2 separate regions of the Homo sapiens genome follow, and region 1 is linked to region 2. A link is a contact called in ENCODE Hi-C or POLR2A ChIA-PET data. All regions are on one chromosome and are shown on one strand. Each heading gives the region's core, a stretch centred on a gene start or an enhancer-like site at or near the end of the contact. The rest is flanking DNA. Distances are from core to core; before and after follow the strand shown.

Region 1 (6,566 bases), core at 1,497-3,996, 130 kb after region 2:
CTCTTTCATGACCACCTTTGAGTAGTGTCTTTGCTTTAACTCACCTCATTAGCATAAACTCCAGTGTGATCAAAAGGACTCATTATAAATAACAAAAGACATTCCTCCAACTCCTGGACTTAAGGGATCCCTCAAGCAAGCCTCAGCCTCCTGAATAGCTGGGACTACTCCTTTTTGCATACTCACAAGCCAATCAGCACACACTCCCCACCCTGTGCCTATAAAGGCTCCAGACTCAGTCAGCAGGGGAAAAGACGACCTGACTTCGGGGAAGGCAGCCTGCACTTCCCATCCCCTCTCCAGCTCCCCTCTCCACTGAGAGTCGCTTTCATTGCTCAATAAAATTCTCCACCTTCATCATCCTTCAATCGTCCGTGTAACTTCATTCTTCCTGGATGCTGGACAAGAGCTTGGGACCCAGTGAGTGAGGATACCCAGAAAGGCTGTCACACTGGGCCTTTGCCCTCGCCTGTGAAGGGCAGCTGTCCCCATGTGATGAGGCAAGGGGCCAGCTGATCTGCTGACATGTCACCATCTGTGGACAGCAGAACTAAAGGAGCACTGTAATAACACCCCCTCTGCAGCTTCGGGGACACGGGCACCCTCACCTAGGTGCTGCTGCTTTCCCCTCAAGGTGACATGCCTGCTCTGGCCATGGGCCCTGCATACAGCTTGCTCCTGTGTTGGTGCCTGGAGAAGCCAGCTGGCCAGATCCCACACTTAGTCACTTGTGTGCTCCCTCCTGCAAGGGGTTGAGCACAGGGGGCTGAGTAGATGGGGCATCCCTTCCATGAGTCCAGCGAAGGTGCCTAGAAAAACCCTGCATCACCACTGAGCTACTTTCCCAGGAGGTGAGGCATTCCCAGTCACAGGATGACACAGGAGGGTGGCACAAGACATAGGTGACAAAAAACCTTGCTGATAAAACAGGTTGCAGCAAAGAAGCCGGCCAAAACCCACCAAAACCAAGGTGGCGATGAAAGTGACCTCTGGTAGGCTGGGTGCGGTGGCTCAACGCCTATAATCCCAGCACTTTGGGAGGCCCAGGCGGGCGGATCACCTGAGGCCAGGAGTTTGAGACCAGCCTGACCAACATGGAGAAACTCCGTCTCTACTAAAAATACAAAAAATTAGCTGGGCGTGGTGGCACATGCTTGTAATCCCAGCTACTCAGGAGGCTGAGGCAGGAGAATTGCTTGAACCCGGGAGGCGGAGGTTGCAGTGAGCCAAGATCGTGCCATTGCATTCTAGCCTGGATGACAAGAGTGAAACTCCATCTCAAAAAATAGAAAGAAAGTGACCTCTGGTCGTCCTCACTGCTCATTATGTGCTAATTATAATATATTAGCATGCTAAAGACACTCCCATCAGTGCCATGACAGTTTAGAAATGCCGTGGCAACATCAGGAAGTTACCCTATATTGTCTAAAAAGGGGAGGAACCGGCCGGGCGCAGTGGCTCATGCCTGTAATCCCAGCACTTTGGGAGGCCAAGGCAGGTGGATTGCAAGGTCAAGAGTTCAAGACCAGCCTGGCCAAGATGTGAAACCCTGTCTCTACTAAAAATACAAAAATTAGCTGGGCATGGTGGCGGGCGCCTGTAATCCCAGCTACTCCAGAGGCTGAGGCAGGAGAATTGCTTGGACCCAGGAGGCAGAGGTAGCAGTGAGCTGAGATTGCACCATTGCACTCCAGCCTGGGTGGCAGAGCAAGACTCTGTCTCAAAAAAAAGTGGGGAGGAACCCTCAGTTCCAGGAATTGCCCGTGCCTTTCCCAGAAAATTCATGAATAATCCACCCTTGTTGGGCATGTAATCAAGAGATAACTATAAAAAATATCCAGCCAGCAACCTTAGGGGATGCTCTGCCTATGGAGTAGACATTCTTTGTTCCTTTACTTTCTTTTTTTTTTTTTTTTTTGTGAGATGGAGTCTCACTTTGTCATCCAGGCTGGAGTGCAGTGGTGCAATCTTGGCTCACTGCAACCTCTACCTCCCCAGCTCAAGCGATTCTCCTGCCTCAGCCTCCCAAGTAGCTGGGATTACAGGCGTATGTCACCACGCCCAGCTAGTTTTTGTATTTTTTAGTGGAGACAGGGTTTCACCATGTTGGCTAGTCTGGTCTTGAACTCCCAATCTCAAATGATCCGCCCACCTTGGCCTATCAAAGTGCTGGGATTACAGGTGTGAGCCACTGTGCCCAGCCTATTCCTTTACTTTCTTAATATACTTGCTTCCACTTTACTCCATGGACTCGCCTGGAATTGTTTCTTGCGTGAGATTCAAGAACTCTCTCTTGGCTGGGTGTGGTGGCTCACGCCTGTAATCCCAGCACTTTGGGAGGCCGAGGCAGGTGGATCATGAGGTCAGGAGTTTGAGACCAGCCTGACCAACATGGGGAAACCCTGTCTCTACTAAAAATACAAGAAAATTAGCCGGGCGTGGTGGCACGTGCCTGTAATCCCAGCTACTCAGGAGGCTGAGGCAGGAGAATCACTTGAACCCGGGAGGCAGAGGGCGCCACTGCAGTCCAGCTTGGGCAATAGAGTGAGACCCTGTCTCAAAAAAAAAAAAAAAAAAAAAAGATTAAAAAAGAACCCTCTCTTGGGGTCTTGATTGGGACTCCTTTCCAGTAACAGTGTGAAAGAAAAATAAAATCACCAGACCCCAAACTCACTATGTCAAAGGGCAAAAAGCTAAGCTTAGGAACTGAGTCATACAGGAAACTGCATTTTCTTTTGTTCCTAACCAGATAGCTGCAAGATTGAATGCCACGTATCTCCACAGGTGGCTTCCCTCACCCTGACCATGTAAATTCAGCTTACCTTCACAGGTACAGGACAAATAAAAAAATAGAAATCTGGCCAGGCATGGGGGCTCACACCTGTAATTCCAACACTTTGGGAGGCTGGGGTGAGAGAATTGCTGGAGCTCAGGGGTTGGAGATCACCCTGGGCAACCCAGTGAGAGGCTGTCTCTACGGAAAAGATTTTAAATTAGCCTGGTGTGGTAGTGCACACCTGTAGTACCAGCTACTCAGGAGGCTGCATTGGGAGTATTGCTTAAGCTCAGGAGGTCGAGGCTCTAGTGAGGTGTGATCGCACCGCTGCACTCCAACCTGAGCAACAGAATAAGACCCTGTCTCAAAAAAAAAAAAAAAAAAAAAAATCATGGCCGGGCGTGGTGGCTTACGGCTGTAATCCCAACACTTTGAGAGGCCAAGGGATCACCTGAGGTCACGAGTTCGTGACCAGCCTGACCAACATGGTGAAACCCCGTCTCTACTATAGACAAAAAATTAGACAGGCATGGTGGCACATGCCTGTAATTCCAGCTACTTGGGAAGCTGAGGCAAGAGAATCACTTGAGCTGAGGCGGCAGAGGTTGCAGTGAGCCAAGATTGCACCATTGCATTCCAGCCTGGGCCACAAGAGTGAAACTCTGTCTCAAAAAAATAACAATAATTTTTTTTTTTTTTTGAGGTGGAGTCTTGCCCTGTCACCCAGGCTGGAATGCAGTGGCACGACCTTGGCTCACTGCAAGCTCCGCCTCCCGGGTTCACGCCATTCTCCTGCCCCAGCCTCCCGAGTAGCTGGGACTACAGGCGCCTGCCACCACGCCCGGCTAAATGTTTTGTATTTTTAGTAGAGACAGGGTTTCACCATGTTAGCCAGGATGGTCTCAATCTCCTGATCTCATCATCCGTCCGCCTAGGCCTCCCAAAGTGCTGGGATTACAGGTGTGAGCCACCGCGTCCGGCCAATATTTTTCTTTTTTTTAAATCATACTTCCAGGCCAGGTGCGGTGGCTCACACCTGTAATCCCAGCACTTTAGGAGGCTGAGGTAGGCAGATCACAAGGTCAGGAGTTCGAGACCAGCCTGGCTAACATGGTGAAACCCTGTCTGTACTAAAAACTACAAAAATTAGCTGGGCGTGGTGGCACACACCTGTAATGCTAGCTACTCAGGAGGCTGAGGCAGGAGAATTGCTTGAGCCCGGGAGGCGGAGGTTGCAGTGAGCTGAGATCACACTACTGCACTCCTGCCTGGGGGACAAAGTGAGACTCTGTCTCAGAAAAAAATAATAATAATAAATCATACTTACCCCCACCCTAAGACAAAAGCATAATTGACTTCTTCCTCTACTCTGTGTTTACTTTATCTTGTGTAAAATACAGATATATTTAGCACAAGATGAATTCATAATTGACTGTTCCTTTTTCCCTCCTTTCACATGTGTTAAAAGAAAAACTTCAGCCAAATTAAATTTAAGGGAGTTTAATTGAGCAATGAACAATTTGTGAATCGGGCAGCCCCCAGAATCACAGCCGATTCAGACAGACTCCAGTGCAGCCATGTGATGGAAGAAGATTTATAGACAAAGGGAAATGACATACAGAAGTCAGTGAGGTACAAAAACAACTGGATTGGCTACAGGTCGGCATTTGCCTTATTTGAATATGGCTCAAACAGTTGGCTACATCTGACTGGCCAAAACTCAGTGATTGGCACAGGGTGTGGGCTATGGCCGAGTTATACCTCCGCTTGTTACAGTTCACAATGTACAGAAAAACCTTTAGGCCAAATTGAAATATGTAAAGAAGCAGCTTTAGGCTAAACTTGATTAACGTATGTAAGATGTGGATTCAGTGATCATGAATGAAAGCCTCACAGAAAGTGACCACTTATTTCACTACCTTCCCTAGTGTTTTTGTTGTTGTTGTTTGTTTTGTTTTGTTTTGTTTTTTGAGATGGAGTCTCACTATATCATCCAGGCTGGAGTGCAGTGAAGCGATCTTGGCTCACTGCAAGCTCCGCCTCCCGGGTTCACGCCATTCTCCTGCCTCAGCCTCCTGAGTAGCTGGGACTACAGGCGTCCGTGACCACGCCTGGCTAATTTTTTTGTATTTTTAGTACAGACGGGGTTTCACTCCGTGTTAGCCAGGATGGTCTCGATCTCCTGACCTCGTGATCTGCCCACCTCGGCCTCCCAATGTGCTGGGATTACAGGCGTGAGCCACCGCACCCGGCCACCTTCCCTCCTTTTTCATTTCTTTCCTCCTTCCCCTCCTGCCCACTCTTTCTCCTTTAAATATTGAAGTCCTCAAAACTCTCTGGAAAAGCCATGGGTCACAGATTTTTCTTTGGCTTGGGTCTCTTTTTCCTGGGCATGTCCTCAACCTTAGCAAAATAAACCTCTAAATTCATTGAGTCCCCTCCTCTCCCCTCCCCTCCTCTTCCCTTCCCTTCCCTTCCCCTTTCTTTGAGACAGGGTCTCACTCTGTCATCCAGGCCAGGGTACAGTGGTGCAAATGATAGGGACAAGAGGCAGGGAAATTCTGGGCAGAAGAGGGTGGGTCCCCAGAGAGGGCATTGCCCTCAAGCTGAAAAACCTGGAACTGCAGCCCAAAGTGAGAACTGACATCCCTGTTTTTTGTTTTTTGGTTTTTTTTTGAGATGGAGTCTCCCCTTCTGTCACCCAGGCTGGAGTACAATGGTGCGATTTTGGCTCACTGCAACCTCCACCTCCCGGGTTCAAGTGATTCTCCTGCCTCAGCCTCCCGAGTAATCCGAGCCGGGATTACAGGCACACACCACCACACCCGGCTAATTTTTGTATTTTTATTAGAGAAGGGGTTTCACTATCTTGGCCAGGCTGGTGTTGAACTCCTGATTTCGTGATCCACCCTCCTTGCCTCCCAAAGTGCTGGGATTACAGGCATGAGCCACCGTGCCCAGCCAACATCGCTGCTTTCCTGCTTGAATGTTGCCTTTTCCAAAACCACCCTTGACCTGCCCTGCCCCCAATCCTGTGCCCATAAAAACCCCAGGCCCAGCTAGCAGAGAGAGGAGAAGCAGCTGGACGTCAAAGACCATGGTTGAACATTGGAGAGAAGTGGCTTGACTTCAGAGGGACAGTTTGCTGGAGTAGCTTTGGAGGAGTATGGCCAGGGACAGCTGGACTTCAGAGAAAGATTACCTTCCTGCTCTGTCCCCTTTTCAGCTCCCCTTCCCGCTTAGAGCCACTTTCATCAGCAATAAAGTCTCCTGCATTTACCATCTTCAATTCATTTGTGTGACCTAATTCCTCCTGGACACTGAAAAAGAACTTGGGTGCCACGAGTGTGGATGCAAAAGGCTGTCACACCGATCCTCCACTAAGCTGTTAACACTTAAGCCATTCACAGACAGCAGAGCTAAAAGAGTACTCTAACACTGCCTCTGGGGCTTCAATAGTCTCCGGCACCCTCCGCTAGACACTATCATGGGGCTGGTATGGAGATGGCTCTTGCTGGCGCCTAAAAACTCTCGCCCCGTCTCCTGCACCTGCTCACCTGTGCTCCCTCTCCTGTGAGGGGTGGAGTAGTGAGTGAGTGGAGTTCACCCCTACCAGCACCAAAGCAGCTGGCTAGTTCTTAGGCAACATCCTGCTTCACAATCACAGCTCACTGCAACCTCCCACCTCCCAGGCTCAAGTGTTCCTCCTGCCTCAGCCTCCCAAAGTGCTGGGATTGCAGGCATGAGCCACCATGCCCAGCCAGTCATTTTCTTTGGTTTACACTACTTT
Region 2 (5,956 bases), core at 77-2,576:
GCTCACTGCAACCTCCACCTCCCGGGTTCAAATGATTCTCCTGCCTCAGCCAAGTAGCTGGGATTACAGGAGTGCACCACCATGCCTGGCTAATTTTTTGTATTTTTAGTAGAGATGGGGTTTCGCCATGTTGGCCAGGCTGGTCTCAAACACCTGACCTCAGGTGATCCGTCCGCATAGGCCTCCCAAAGTGCTGGGATTACCGGTGTGAACCACTGTGCCCAGCCAGAATATTACCTTAATCAAGCCTCTAGATATAACAGCCAGCTTCTCAGAACACAAATAATAGAATTATATATTACTCCGGGGGGGGTGGATGGTGAAGCTCTGCCCCCAAGACCAGCAGCACCAGCTGCCCCTGCCTGGGTGGCCACTTTACAACAGCAAATCTGGAGGTCGTCCTGGCCCGTGGGCTCCCAATGGAGCCCGAACAGTGGCTTTGACAGATGAGGAAGCCGAGACCCACTGAACAGAGGGAGTGTTCTTAAAGCCAGGGACACCCGGCGCAGAGCCCATGTGGGGCTTGGGGAGCCCAGGGGACTTGTCCCTTGGTCTTCCGCTGAGCAGCTTTGAAGAGGGCGCATATTCTGGGAGTTAGAGACCCAGGTTGGAATGGGCCTGTCTCTGCGTCTCTGGGCCTCGAGTCCCCTACCTTGGGGGCACAGGTGTGTATCTGGGGCCGAGGGGATACTGAGGCTATGCCCTTGGAGACTGGCTCTCTCCAGCTGGCAATCTCATTCAGGGATTCTGGGACTGAAAATCCTCCAGGGCTGGGCGTAGTGGCTCACGCCTATAATCCCAGAACTTTGGGAGGCCGAGGCAGGCAGATCACTTGAGGTCAGGAGTTCAAGATCAGCCTGGCCAACATGGTGAGACCCCCGTCTCTAGCAAAAATACAGAAATTAGCCAGATGTGGTGGCAGCCGCCTGTAATCCCAGCTTCTTGGGAGGCTGAGGCAGGAGAATCACTTGAACCTAGGAGGAGGAGGTTGCAGTGAATCAAGATCATGCCACTGCACTCCAGCCTGGGCGACAGAGTGAGACTCTGTCCCAAAAAAAAGAAAAAAGAAAAAGAAAATGACCTCTCAGTGCCTAGGATGGCAGCCCCCAGGTTCAGGCCCTCAGCTGGAACCCCTGGGGCTGTGAATGAGGTGTGAGGAAGGCGGGGCCTCCAGGCAGCTGGAGTGCAGGAGGGAAGCTGGGCTGGACCTGGGATCTCTGGACCCGCGAGGCCTGCCCGACCTGCCTGCCCCCTGCCCAGAGCGTCTACCTTGGCCTGGCTCTCACCCAGTAGGTGGAGGCCCAGGGGCCTGGAATCAGTCACATCCGGCCCAGCCGTCTAAACAGGCCTGAGGCCCCAGAGCCCGCCGGGCCCAAGGGGAGCCCAAAATAACATCTGAGTCAGCATCCCTGCAGACACCCCCATCAGCCTGGGCCCATAGGGAGGGGCCTAGAGGCGGCCCAGACGGGGACCAGGCCAGGTCAGGCAGCCACCTGCTCTGGCGGGGCCCAGCCAGCGGCCAGCATGGCCCAGGGACATTGGAATTAGCCAAGTGGGGAGAGGGAGATTGGAGAAGAGAAGGGGGCGGCCCTGCCTGAGGTGGGCTCCAGTGCGAGAGAGACAGGGCTGTCTGCAGATGGTAGCAGTTCAGTGCAGCCAGTGTCACCCTGGGGGGAGAATAGGGGGCTGGGAGCAGGTGCAAGCACATGGCCCAGTCTGGGGTCCCTAGAGGCAAGCAAGTCCTGAGTGTGGGTTGGATTTGGACAGGACAGGGATGCGGGAACCACATTCTACCCAGGGGGAGTCAGGGAACAGAAGCCCCTCCACAGGGGGAGGTGGAAGAGAGAGAGCCCCAGGAGTTTAGGGACCCCTACCAGAGCCAAGCTGGAGACCCTCCCCCCAGGGGCTGGGCAGACACATATAGCCCTCTGACCCCAATCACCTCTGCCACTACAGCCCAGCAGCCATGGCCAGGCCTGTCCGCCCCATACTAGCCCTGCCAGACACAAAGGTGGCCCCAGCAGAAGGGACTGTCTGCACTGAGGCATCCACGTCATCCTACCCATCCCTCCAGGTGAGCACAGCCCCCAGGAGACCCAGAGGAGCTAAGATTCCAACACCAGGGCAGGGCGGGCCTGAGATCAGGGACAGGTCCTAGGCCAGAGTCCTTCAGCATCAGTCCATGTGATCTCGACTCCTCCCCAGAGGCGGCCGCAGGAGCGAGCTGGTCCAGGCCACACTGTGTCCTCAGGTCCCCGGGTGGGTGGCTCTGGTCAGTCCCTTTGCTTTACAACTGTGAGGTCGCCCTGCCTCCCATGGCCAAGCTGGGGCAGAGGGCGGATACCTGAATCCCTGCTGGCCTCCCAGCTTAATCCCTCAGCTTTCCTGAGAATGGCTCTGCTGTTCTTGGCCAAGGGCCTCCGCTGAGCCTGGCACAGCCTCGGCTTGGCCCTCACCAGCGAGTGAGGGCTTGGCTGGGGCCCAGCCAGGGCGGTGGACATGATTGAAGCTAGAACATGGGGCCTGGCGGGCGGTGGAGGTTCACTTGGACCCCAGGGAGTGGCTCTGCCGCAGGGTCGGGACTCACCTCCTGGGGCCCCTCTCATCTGACAGAAGCTTCAGGGCCTTCTCCGAGCCCACCTGGTCCAGAAAACATACAGACCCTGCTCCTTCACTCCCCTGAAACAAATCTGGGTTTTCCCACAAGGAAAGAAGCAGAAAGTTGAGAACAAAACCCTGGTTCTCCCTCCTGTTACAGGCCTTGATCGAGTCTCTACCATTTCCGAGGCTCAGTGCAAAGCTCCACGTAGAGGATGCAGAAATGAATTTTCTATGGAGCCCCAGGACGGGGCCACACCTCTTTTTACTGCCCCAGTTTCTCCAAACGGCCCTGAACCAGGGATCTGAGCAGGGCTGTAGCTAAGATTTTGCTGAGCAGCTATTTTGTGCTTGCATGCATGCAATGTGCTTGAGCTCCCTGACTCCCTGCCACACCCTCTCTAAGAGATGAGGAAACTGAAGCTCAGGGAGGGTACCTTGCCCAAGGTCAAAGTGCCCAAAGTGGAACAAGAGGGACTTGAACTTGCGCCATGTGGACTCAGAGCCTCTGCTTTTAACCACAGGGGTGTAGTGGGAAGGGGGTGTCTGGGGAAGGGCGTGTCTGGGGAAGGGCGGAAGGTCCTGAGGCCGGCTCAGAGGGAGACAGGCATTGCAGGTGGGCAGAACCAGGGGAGGACCGAATGGTGCTGAATGGTGCCCGAACAGTCTCCAAGGACCATCATAGAAACCCAGGAGCCCCCCTGGTCCATTTCATTAGTGATTTGTGTTTTCACATCTTTTCATTTACAGGCCTTATTTGGGGACCTCTTTCTGCAAAGGTACTTGGAGAGAAACAGTACAACCTCAGAACCCCAGTTACCCACCAACTTCCTTTTTTATTTTCTTTTTTTTTTTTTTTTTTTTTGAGACAGGGTTCAATCTGTCACCCAGGCTGGAGTGCAGTGGCACGATCTCAGCTCACTGCAACCTCCACCTTCCAGGCTCAAGCGATCCTCCAGCCTCAGCCCCGCCAAGTAGCTGAGACTACAGGCACACGCCATTAAGTCTGGCTAATTTTGTGTGTGTGTGTGTGTGTGTGTGTGTGTGTGTGTGTTTTGTAGAAATGGGGTTTTGCCATATTGCCCAGGCTGGTCTCGAACTCCCGGGCTCAAGTGATCCGCCCACCTTGGTCTCCCAAATTGCTGGGATTATAGGCATGAGTCACCACACCTGGCCCCAAGTTCCATTTTTTAAAAATTTTATTATAATCCCACCCCAGGAACAGCTGGCTCACCAGATGGTAAGTGACTATCCCGTGAGATGGCTCCATTAAGTCCATACATTGAATATTGGAGTCAAGGGAGAAACGCAGAATTAGGCAGACATCAGACTAGATTGGATTCACCATCATATTCTCAATGCTCAGCACAGGAACAGAAATTAGTAGTTGCTAAATCAATATTTGCTGAATAAACAAGTAAGTGCCTTTCTGTTAAATGGGTAATAGCCAAGCTTCTAAACTATCTTATTATCATTATTATTATTTTTTTTCTTTTAGAAACAGAGACTCACTCTGTTGCCCAGACTGGAGCGCAATGACGTAGTCATGACTCACTGCAGCCTTGAGCTCCTGGACTCAAGTGAGCCTCCTACCTCAGCCTCCTGCATGGCTGGAGTACAGGCATATACCACCATACCCAGCTAATTGTTTTGTTTGTTTTTTGCAGAGATGGGGGTTTCGCTATGTTGCCCACGCTGATCTCTAACTCCTGGCTTCAAGGAATCCTCCCACATCAGCCTCCCAAAGTGCTGGGATTACAGGCGTGAGCCACTGCGCCCAGACAAACCATCTCTGTTAATTGATGCCTGAGTACCATTGAATGAATCATTTAAACTCTACTTTGGATTAATCCTAATAAGGGATTTAGACTAGATCAGGGTCATTTAAGACACAAAGTATAGGCCATACCTCCCACTTCTTGCTCCCAGCAGACATGACCCATTGACTGTGTGATTCCCGTCTGCTGAGACTGGATATCCTCAGAATCCTTCTTAACACCACTTCTGATGGCCATTGCCCATCAAACACAGTTGGTGACGGAACCTATCTGCCATACTGGTTGGAATGAGCTCCCCCAGCCCATTAAAGAGAGAGGCAGCTGAGAGAAATCCAGGCTGTAGGGAGAGTTTAGGGAGGAGTAAGGAGGGACTAGATAAGATGCTCTTTTTTTTTTCTTTTTTCTTTTCTTTTTTTTTTTTTTTTTTGAGAAGGAGTCTCCGTCTGTCACCCAGGCTGGAGTGCACTGGCACGATCTCGGCTCACTGCAACCTCCACCTCCCATGTTCAAGTGATTCTCCTGCCTCAGCCTCCCAAGCAGCTGGGACTATAGGCATGTGCCACCATGCCTGGCTAATTGTATTTTTAGTAGAGACGAAGTTTCACCTTGTTGGCCAGGCTGGTCTCGAACTCCTGACCTCAAGCAATCTGCCTCAGCCTCCCAAAGTGCTAGGATTACAGGCGTGAGCCACCTCACCCAGCCAGGGCTCTTTAAAGATTCCTAATTCCGGGCTGGGCACAGTGGCTCACACCTATAATCCCAGCACTTTGGGAGGCTGAGGGGGGCGGATCGCTTGAGGTCAGGAGTTCAAGACCAGCCTGGCCAACATGGCGAAACCCCATCTCTACTAAAAATACAAAAGTTAGCGGGGCACAGTGTCAGGCACCTGTCATCCCAGCTACTTGGGAGGCTGAGGCAGGAGAATCATTTGAACCCAGAAGATGGAGGTTGCAGTGAGCCGAGATCGCACCACTGCACTCCAGCCTGAGTGACAGAGTGAGAGTCTGTCTCAAAAAAAAAAAAAAAAAAGAAAAGAAAAGAAAAAGAAAGAGAGATTCCTTATTCTGGTCTGGGGACCCTCAGAGTTCCATGAATGGGTGAGCTTCTCCACCACCAGGAGAGGGAACACAAAAACCCACATGGAGAAAGGATGGTGGCCCCCAGCTTGCTGCCTGAATCCTAACAGGCGTTGGAACCAGCTCTCAGCCTGAAAACCACAGGCAGCTCAGAGCTTTTATTAATTCCAGGGGCTGGAGGAAGGGCTGGGGCCCTCGAAAGAGGCTGTGCAGCTGACGACCCAGGAGGGAAGAGTTTTTTTTCCAAACGCTGAGGCCACCACGCTTTGGGAAGGGTGAGGGTAGACAGGCCAAGTCCTGGCTCTGGGGGGATTTAAAATGCTGTGTCAACGTAGGTCATAGACCTAATTGTGAAAGGGAAAACTGTAATGTTTCTAAAATAAAGCTTAACAGATTATCTTCATGACCTTCAGGTGGGCACAGATTTCTTAAACAGGACAGATGAAGCACTAACCCCTAGAGAAAAGACGGATACATTTGACTTTGTTAAAATTAAGGAATTGT

The links. A loop is a pair of places that touch in the nucleus more often than their neighbours do. ChIA-PET counts read pairs that join two places held with the same protein, here RNA polymerase II (POLR2A). Pooled maps may share reads with other maps.
Region 1: a loop to region 2 is called in a pooled map, with 2.0 times the contacts of the local background. The contact joins two enhancer-like sites. A Hi-C loop is called at or near these places in 1 of 50 pooled maps. POLR2A ChIA-PET finds 5 or more read pairs at or near these places in 2 of 52 experiments (GM12878 and H1).

What each region holds. Positions count from the first base shown.
Region 1 is chr7:74,139,130-74,145,695 of GRCh38, forward strand. No RefSeq gene overlaps it. Among named protein-coding and RNA genes, the nearest start is that of EIF4H, 32 kb to the right of the region's middle. RefSeq lists an enhancer at 1-225. Within about 2 kb of position 2,747, at least 2 of the 41 ENCODE cell types and tissues checked have a DNase peak (open chromatin) inside an H3K27ac peak, as active enhancers do.
Region 2 is chr7:74,011,710-74,017,665 of GRCh38, forward strand. No RefSeq gene overlaps it. Among named protein-coding and RNA genes, the nearest start is that of ELN, 13 kb to the right of the region's middle. RefSeq lists an enhancer at 1,165-1,484. Within about 2 kb of position 1,327, at least 5 of the 41 ENCODE cell types and tissues checked have a DNase peak (open chromatin) inside an H3K27ac peak, as active enhancers do.